Linked DNA regions of Mus musculus: region 2 is linked to region 1. The links are chromatin loops, found by intact Hi-C in ENCODE. Cell type or tissue: left cerebral cortex. All regions are shown on one strand. Links, peaks and the distances in the headings refer to the core of each region. The heading gives the core; the rest is flanking DNA.

Region 1 (4,704 bases), core at 735-3,234:
AAAGGAGAGGAGCTCAAACCTCACTGATGGAGAGAAGATCCAGGGGAGGGGAGAGACACGGCAGCTTGAGCTTGAAATAACCTGCTGTGGGGAATCAAATGACGTGGGCAGCTTTTAAGATTTCAACAAGAAAGATGCCTAAGTAAAATACTTTTGGAAGTGAAGCTTTCCTGCTGTTATATATAGTGCCTGATAAATTAACTCTGTCGGATTTCTTATCTCTGCACCTCTTGCTACTAGAGGTTAAATATTGTGTGTGTGTGTGTGTGTGTGGTGTATACACACACACACACACACACACACACATATATATACACATGTTTAAAAGCAAAATCCAGCTGCAGTATTTTTACCTTAGCAAATTTTTATTTATAATCAAGACCACCCATTTTAGAAGTGAGACCTAGTCGTTTTGGCTTAGTGATTAAAACAAAGTGGAGGAGCACCCTCATAGAGCAGGGGGAGGGGGAGGGGATGGGGGTTTGTGGAGGGGAAACCGCAAAAGGGGGTAACATATGAAATGTAAATGATTCAGGGATTGTGACAGCGCATTTTGTAAGGTAGAATCTTACCTACTGCACTCCTCTTCCAAGCATAAATAGGGACTTTGGGACCCACTACCGACCTATGCTCCTGGAGGACTTTGCTCGATGACGACTGTGGTTTCCAAGGTCATCAGACTTCATAGAATTTTTCCCGAAAGGCATCTGCGGAAAAGGAACTTCGGGCTGGAATTTATTCTGTTTAGCATTTCTCCTGTTCCGTGCCAAAGGCTTTGCCAGTGGGAAAACTCGTAAAGGGCAATGTAAACACATCCGTGTTTGCCTTCTGAAACAGAAGTTAAACACTTGTGATATTGCCCATGCTAACCAATAAACCAAGCTGTTCTCACTGAAGAAAGTATCCTGAAAACCTGGGAAACAGACTGGGAGTAGGCCAGGCAACTCCAGGGTTTCTACATATAAGGGGGATGGAGAGAGAATCTATCTCCAAAAAGGAATAGGGATTTGCCATTTATTTTCTTTTTATTGTATGTATACAAAATGGTTTTTTGACTCATATATACATAGTAAAATGATTGCTACAACCAAGTAAATTGATATACCCCTCCATCTCACAACAGTGTGCCTGTGTGTGTGTGTGTGTGTGTGTGTGTGTGTGTGTGTGTGTGTATGTGTGTGTGTGTTGGTAAAAATACATAAAATCTCTCTTGGCAAATTTCTGATATAAAGTAAGGCTATTAACTCTAGTCTTTATGCTGCACACTGGCTACATTTTCTTCCTCCACAAGACTCAAAGTTGTACTCTTCGGTCCCTTGTCTTTCCATTTTCCCCATTTTCCTACTGTTTTTATATATTCAGAATTTGAGTTTCTTTGATTATTGCCTATGATGAGTGATGCTGTGGTGGCCATGAAGGCATCAGTCTCATGGGCAGCGACTGATTGCATGTATGACTTGATAGAGAGGCTGCTGGCTCATGTAGTTTGAATGGTCATTTCTTTATGAACAATCAGCCTACCCATCAATAGCATACAAGGATTCACTCTTCTCTGTATCCTTGCCCACATTTGCTACCACTTACCTGGTTTTATGTGGTAGCCATTCTAGCAACTCATATGTAGTGATCTGCAGGCCCCTGATAGTTTCTGATGTTGGCTATATTTTTTTTCTATACCTTTTCTAAGGGAATTTCCATGCAGCTGTATCTTCAAGCATTCGCTCAAACAGCATGTTGGTTGGCAACCTCTTAGATTTCATCAGGAAAGCATCAGCTCCAGCCTAGTGGAACTGAAATGGTTAAAGCTTCCAGCTCCAACCGCTCCTGCCCCCTCCACTGCAGGGAGAAAGTGCCTCACACAGGGTCAAACCTTGGGAATAGGTAAAAAGCTGATGCCTGAGAGTTCTTTGCCTTCTATAAGAGTTCCTTGTCTTCCTAAGGTATTTCATCCCTGGGAGCTTCTAAGCACACAGCTAAGCTCGGGGGTTGGGGGGGGGGGGGTCCCTGCTGCAATTCAAGTAAACCATTCTACACTCACCGCTGGTATCTTTGGGTTTTGGTTCTGTTTGTTGTTTTTTTTTTTAAACCTTGTCTCTATATCTTAAGCTGGATTCATAAAATTAAAAATGGCAAACTGCTTTTTTAAAGAGACAACACCATGAGTGTTACAAAGTCTGCCAGTTAGACAAGAGACTACAATGACGAAAGCACTGCCTGCTCATCTTCCAGGCTCGCTGAGATTGGTCCCCTGAGAACTTCTCAAGCTGCCTGCCTGCCCCATGCATAACAGTAGATGTGCCGGTTGTTCATGTAAAATTTGTATGTGACAACCCATCTGATGCAGATTCCAAAGACAGTGAATGGTGTCTTCTTTGATTTGAAATAGCTCACTGCACCAGCATCAGGTAACAGTTTAACCCTCTAACATTTCTCACTGATGCTATGAATAAAACTTCTTCCTGGCGATTTTCATTCTCCCATGTGAGTATCAGCATCAGCTTCCTGGCCACGTGAATCTTTATTGTGTCATACCATGGACTGGGGGGGGGGGGGTCTCCATGTATTAATTTTTTATTTTTTGCATCTAGGCACCCTGCTCTGTTCTCTTGCTATAGCTCTAGCAGTGAGCTAATTCTCTGCAATCTTCTAAGCACAGTGATATTATTTCCATACATGTCTATTTTTTACCACTATTTGTTCTCTTATCCACAAGAAAATTGGCCAGAATCTTAAATCAGTGTTAAACAATGTACGCGCTGTGTTTTTCCTCATTAGCTGTGAACGCTTCCGTTATTTGTCCCATCAGCGGGAGCTTCTTTTGGCTTAAGACAAAATATTTTTTTTAATTATGAAATTATAGATTCGGTTCTGGTTTGTGGTCTGTTCTTTTTTTCTTTTTTTCTTAATCAATAACGGACTTTATGTTTCCAATAATAACCATTTTTCTGCAACCATGGTTTGTCTGTGTGGCTTTACTCTTTAGATGCTAGTACTGTAAATTATTTCAATACATTTCCTAATAGTAAGCATTCTTTCCTTTGAAATTAATCTCCCGTGACTTGGTCCTGCTGAGGAGACAATACCATGAATGGCACAAAATTCGCAAATGATACAAGAAATTGTTCTTTTGCTGATGCTCTGAAATCTAAAAGCCAGATGACATTTTGTGGGAGATCGTTGCATTGATAAAATCAGGAAACATTGATCTGTGGTTTTTCTTTCTTTCCTTCTTATTGGCATTATTTGCTCTTCAGTAGACTCTATCAACAATATAATTTCAATTTCACATAAAGAAGTCAGAAGATTTTCATTTCTTACAAGTTTTTTTTAAATCACTGCAGTGTTTAACATGTTTGATTCATTAAAGTTTCAAAGAGCTCCCTGCACAAATATCTATGCCTGGTAATCATGGGGAAACTAAAACTCTCTCTCTCTCTCTCTCTCTCTCTCTCTCTCTCTCTCTCTCTCTCTCCTCTCTTCCTCCCTCCCTCCCTCCCTTCCTTCCTCCCTCTTCTCCCCCTCTCCCTCCTCTCTTCCTTTCTCTTTCTGTCTCTCACTCTCTCTCTCCTTCTATTTCTTTCAATTAATATTTTATTTTCAAGATCTCCTGTGACCAGCCCTAGAATCCTGCCCTAAGAACTATGTATCTTATCCATATTTCTGCATTTATCTATGTATTATTGAACAAATCACTCTCCCATAATCACTTTTAAATTCCTCCATCTGTGTCTATTTCTTCATTATTTTGCATCATCTACTTCTGCTTTGCTCATTTTAAAATCTAATGTGTCTCACGATTATTCACAGTACCAACAAGTGGGTGCAATCCAGGTGTCTACAAAAACAGAATATCTGAGTAACATGTGACTCAGGCAGGACTGAGTGTATGCTCCATAACAGAGCTTTTGAAAAAGGCCATAGGTTCATTCCTCAGCACAACACATATGTGCTGAGACACAGACACACTCAAACACACAAACACACACAAACACACTCAAACACACTCAAACACACTCAAACACTCAAACACACAAACACACACACAGTGTTGCATATACAAAAAAACATACAATGGAATATCACTCGGATGTTAGAATAACTAAAGAACTGATATAATCTATGACATGGAACAGTTTTGAAAACAACACTAAATAAAATAAGCCAAGGACAAATATTAGTGCACTTATGTGAAACACCTGCTTTGGCAAATTCATTGAGATAAAGAGTATATCAGAGGTTCCCAGGTCCGAGGATAGAGAGATAGAGAGCTTTTGTATCTCTTCTGCATGGTAACAACTGCCCAATACTGCACATACAATTAATGTCACCAAATTATATACTTCAAATATTATGATGAAAAATTTAGGTTACATGTTTTTACCACCACCACAAAAAAAGGAATACTACAAGAACTAAGTGTAGCAAATGTCTTCCTTACATGATTCTCTAGAGACAAGACTTAGCCTCCCCAGTTCTGCCATTTTAATGACTTTCTGTTTTTGTCTCCCTCTGTGTATTCCTGTTGTCTTCGCAGAGTTTATAATTTGACCTTCTTCACTGTTCATTTCTAATATTACATGAACATTAATTTTGACATAATTTTAACTTCTTGGTGGTAGTTTTTTAAAAAGTGGTGAGAGTTTCATTCAAGAGAAGTCCTTTCCTCCATACCTCTTGTTCTTTGGTGTCAAGGTATCTCATATA
Region 2 (4,704 bases), core at 807-3,306, 77 kb before region 1:
TACTAGTCCATCTATACACGGCTTCATTTTCTCCACCCCAGGTACTGCTGCCAGACATTAATTTACATATTCAAGCATTTGTTTAACATCAGTTAGGCCGAGCAAATTGTAGGCTTCTAAGAGACCTACACTTTGTCTATTTTTACACAACTGTATTATTCATGATTGAAATGGTATGAAAGCCACTCAACAGGCTCGCATTCCAGGGTGTTAGCAACCGAGAAAAGGCAGACAATGAGAATTCTTTGCAACATGCTCATTTGAGGTTTCTCTAGGACACATACAGTGGGCAGTAATAAATGCAAACATGGGATTTGGGATAGAAGAACGTGAAACAATTATACGTGAAAACAAGAGTCAAACCACGGATTTCCTCCCCAAAGGCTGCTCAAATATAGGCCCCTAAATGCTGGAACTGCTTAGCATAGACTAGAGCTCAGGATCACGTACAGCCAGAATGGAAAAGAAAAAAATGTTAGAATTAGAGAATCCATATCATTTAGTGGGCCCACCATTAAACCAAGATTTTTATTTCATGGCAGACTAAGCCCTCAACAAGCATCGATAACAGGCAGTGTGAAGTAACTAGGAGGAGAGGGTTTTCACTCTTTTGTTTCGTTTGTGTTTTACCAAGTCTTTAGACATACCATAGAACAAGACAACTGGAAAAACAGAAGCTTTGTGAGTGTCAGGGAGCTGGGCGTGAGAGAGAGACAGACGCTTTAAGCCTGTTTTCCTTCTGTGTGCTGTCTGCTATGTTACCCTCTTCCTTAACTTGGTAGCTGCTGCTTTCCTGGGAAGCACCTGAGAGGTATGCAAGATAAAGGAAAGAAGAAGTTGAAGTGGCTTTTGGTACACTGGATGTGTGTGTTCATGGCTTTCAAATCCCATCTGCCTTGTGTATGTGCTGCAACTCACAGCCTTGTGCTCCTTTCCTAAGACTCTGTGATCTGCCTTCCCTTGGCCTGTGGGGTGCTAGCAAATGTGATACCAAAAATTGTGTGTGTGTGTGTGTGTGTGTGTGTGTGTGTGTGTGTGTGTGTGTGTGTTGCCACCTAGCCTCTTTATGTAATTGGTCCTGCTTGCTCACAGACCCTGAACACCATTTTTGAGAGTATGCCTAGACTAGTCTGCTGGAGAGACATCAGAAGTACATGGAGTGCTGGATTCCCCAAACAAGGCATGCTCAGACGGTCAGTTAACAACCACAGCTTGATTTACACAAGTAGAACACCAAACAATCCTGGTTGACATTTTAAGATCTAGACTTGGGAACCTTGTTGTACAGACATAGGTAAAGAACAGGGCTTAGTCCCCCAAATAACCAAGAGATTAAAAAGCAGAGGTCAGGGTCTCTCTAAATTCAAATTTATGACCATATTTTGAAGCATTTTCTCTAAATTAAAATGGTAATTTATTTATGCAAAGAGGAGCAAATGTTCCCAGGAAGGTTTTTCCAAATCAAATGGAAACAATGTGAATACAAGAAAATGTTATCTAGTGCGATTACAATTCAAAGCAGTGATCTCTTAGAAGCTAGAACGTCCTAACTGAGCAAAATGTTGATTTTCTTTGTGCAGTTCAGTACAAACAAAATGGATTCACATATGTTACCCTCACCCTTCAGGAACTGCTCCAGCTTCATCACCGGGGGAGACGCCTCGTCGCTACCAAATACAGTCTATTTTTGTTAAAAGGAAATATTCCTTCCTTTATCTTTAAGAAGTTAACAACTTTACTGGCTACATGACAGATTCACTTAAAGGAACTGCTTCTAAAATAGACTGGCAGGATTTGCTTCTCTTCTGTCTTTTGCCATGGTAGAAACACTGCCTTCTTTCCTTTCCAAGGCTACCATCTTTCCTTTATCTTGCATACCTCCCAGGAGTGCCCCAGGAAAGCAGCAGCTACCATGTTAACGAAGCAGAGAGCACACAGGAGGAAAACAGACTTAAAAGTCTCTCTCTCACCCAGCTCTCCGATGCTCAAAAACTCATAACCCACCCAGCACAGCTGACAATTTTAGTTCATGCAGAGTACATTTACATTCTATTCCACAGACACACACAGCCCTGTGTGAGGAGAAACCAGGCCTTTCTGAGAATATTGTTAAAGACACAAGAAACAGCATGCACTATTCCGTCTTCTGTATACCGTGTCATTGATTCCCCTTGGGTGGAAAACAGAGCTGGGATTTTTACCTCTATTTTACATGCTAGGAAACCAAGGATGCTGTTGCCAGTACAACTTCTGGCAGCTTTCTCTTTCATAAAACAAAGGAGTCTGGATGCACATCTATGTGCACTGTGCTCATGTACAATACAGTGCTGATGGAAGTGCATTGCGTGGGGAAGAACAGAAAGATGCTTGAGAAGAAAAAGAATAGGATGATACGGAATAAAGTCAACAGAAGCACTTACATTTCCTTTGAAAAATTATGTAGCATAATCAGCCACCACTGGTAACATCTCTAAGGCAACATTCTGCAGAATGCAACAGAATGCTATATGACTTGACACGATGTTATGTACCCGTAGCAGTAGAGCAACAGATGCCAAAGAAAAGATTCCCACACAATGTCACCTCCCGTTGACATTCTGCCTCTCGTTGAATTCCCCTATATGTGTTGCTGTGGGATGTTTGTTCCAACCCCAGTGAAGACGACTGAAATAAATTCTTATCTATCTAAAATACACTTAAGGGATACAATATCTATTATAGATAAGAATTTGACCCATGCATAGTAGTTTATCAAACTTTACTCTAAAATATAACCTTCCCACAGAAGGAAAAGGTACCTCCTTGTTCTTATTCACACTTGGGGAAGAGTAACTATTCTAAGTGGCACCTAGTCTTTCATTTTATTCAAGAGTTTTAGAAACAAAGCTATTGAGGCCAGGGGGTGGGGCATCTGGTGGTATGGCTCAGTAGGTAAAAACACTTCTGCCCGTATGAAGACCTGAGTGTGACTTTCCAGAACAGAGTTGAAGCTAAATGTGTGACATGGCTGTCTGCAAGCCAAATGCCCTTTGTCTAAGGAACAGAGACAGGAGACTACCGGGAAGAGCATAAGCCAGCTATTCCAGCTTCTGTCCTAGAAAAACAATTACAAAATAAAGACTGTGTCTCAAAAATGTAGAAGGTGAGGACTATCATCCAAGGTTGTCCTTTGATTTCTATGCAAGCACCAAAGCATGTGTGTATTTTTACACAGAGAAATATGCATGCATATGCACATACAATTACAACACACACACACAAGTATATGTGCACACATATAGACAAAGGAAAGGATACAAAGCTAGCTATTTTCTTTCTTATATCGAAGCAGGGATTTTAAATGAGTGTTGTTAGTATAAGCCAGAGAAGGGAGGACCAAGATCCTTTTGAACATAATAAGAGGATTGGAACAGTAATCTTAGCCAATGAGCATGGAAGAAAGACTATGCCTGGACCTCTCGGTGTCCCCTAAACAACTCTGCATTACCTACTCAATGAGTAATAATAGCTTTCATGCACCATGATGCATCTGCAACTTGATGATGAAATCGACAAAGGAAAGGTTCCATGTAATCTCCCTGAAACAGAGCCACACAGAGCTATGCAGGATCCATGTGGGAAAGCCCAGAGAAATAGATCCTTTCTGGTTTTGAAACTAGGTGAATTAACTTCAGTCAACACACTCAATGAAAGACCTAATTCCTGAGATAATATGTGGTGCAAGACAACAAACACTTACAAAGCAGTTCATATGAGATACACATCATTCCAAGTGTTTTGTGGATATTAATTTACTTAATCTCCACATAAAGTACTTAGGTACTCTTAATTATTCTATTTTTTTAATAAGGACATGAAGGTACATGAAGATTAAAGAGGTTTCCAGAATAACAAGCTACTAAGTGGCAGAACTGGGGTCTAAACCCAGACAGTCTGCTTTTTAAGACCATGTATTTAAGACTGATACTGTGTTAAAATGTTGCCTTAAATCAAGATGATGACACCCTAGTTTACAGAATAAGATGATAAAATACCCCAGACACAGGAAGAAAAATTCTTCATGTTCTGTCTCATATGTGGATGCTAGCACCGAATTTTAGACTCACATAATTGATGTGAAGTTATCTGTAAAAGCTAGGAAACTAAAAAAGAGCCATAAGGTAACAGAAGAGACATTTTAAGGGAACAAGCCTAGGATCATGAAGATGGTATACAGAGGAAAGGAAAATGATGGGAGTGGAAAGTTCAAGTAGAAGGGAGGAGAGGAGAGGAGGGGAGGGGAGGGGAGGGGAGGGGAGAGGGGAGGGGAGGGGAGGGGAGGGGAGGGGAGGGGAGGGGAGGGGAGGGGAGGAGAGGAGAGGAGAGGAGAGGAGAGGAGAGGAGAGGAGAGGAGAGGAGAGGAGAGGAGAGGAGAGGAGAAGGGAGGGGAGAGGAAATGAAGGAGAAGAAAGGAAGGGGGAGTGTAGTGGGGGAAAGGAAGAAGAGGGGAGGGAAAGGAAGGAAGGGGAGGGGAGAGAAAGGGATGAGAAGGGAAGGAAGGAAAGAGGAAGGAGGGGAGAGGGAGGGAAGGGTAGGGAAAGGGAGGGGAGAGGCAGGGAGGCAAAGGAAGGAAAGGGAAGGAGAGGGGAGGGGAAGGAGAGAGGAAAGGAGGTAGAGGGAGGGGAGGGAAGGGAAGGAGAAGAGGGGAGAAAAGGGGGAGGGGAG

What was found. Hi-C counts contacts between places; a loop is a spot of excess contacts. Peaks named below come from ENCODE experiments on the same cell type or tissue, not always from the same donor. Only the 100,000 strongest peaks of a DNase experiment are listed, where the experiment ranks them.
Region 2: it touches region 1 in a loop (2.4-fold over the local background); 1 of 42 quality-filtered maps calls a loop at or near these places.

Annotation. Positions count from the first base shown.
Region 1 is chr13:108,444,666-108,449,369 of GRCm38, reverse strand. Gm32450 (a long non-coding RNA gene) reads right to left here. Exons shown (of 6, transcript XR_873945.1): 5 at 4,672-4,704; 6 at 473-707. Among named protein-coding and RNA genes, the nearest start is that of Gm32450, 9.8 kb to the right of the region's middle. In left cerebral cortex, for the core only: no CTCF peak of the experiment used is centred there; DNase peaks (open chromatin) are centred at 783 and 2,235; H3K27ac peaks cover 155 bases.
Region 2 is chr13:108,522,143-108,526,846 of GRCm38, reverse strand. No RefSeq gene overlaps it. Among named protein-coding and RNA genes, the nearest start is that of Gm27572, 26 kb to the right of the region's middle. In left cerebral cortex, for the core only: no CTCF peak of the experiment used is centred there; DNase peaks (open chromatin) are centred at 1,824 and 2,286; H3K27ac peaks cover 1,435 bases.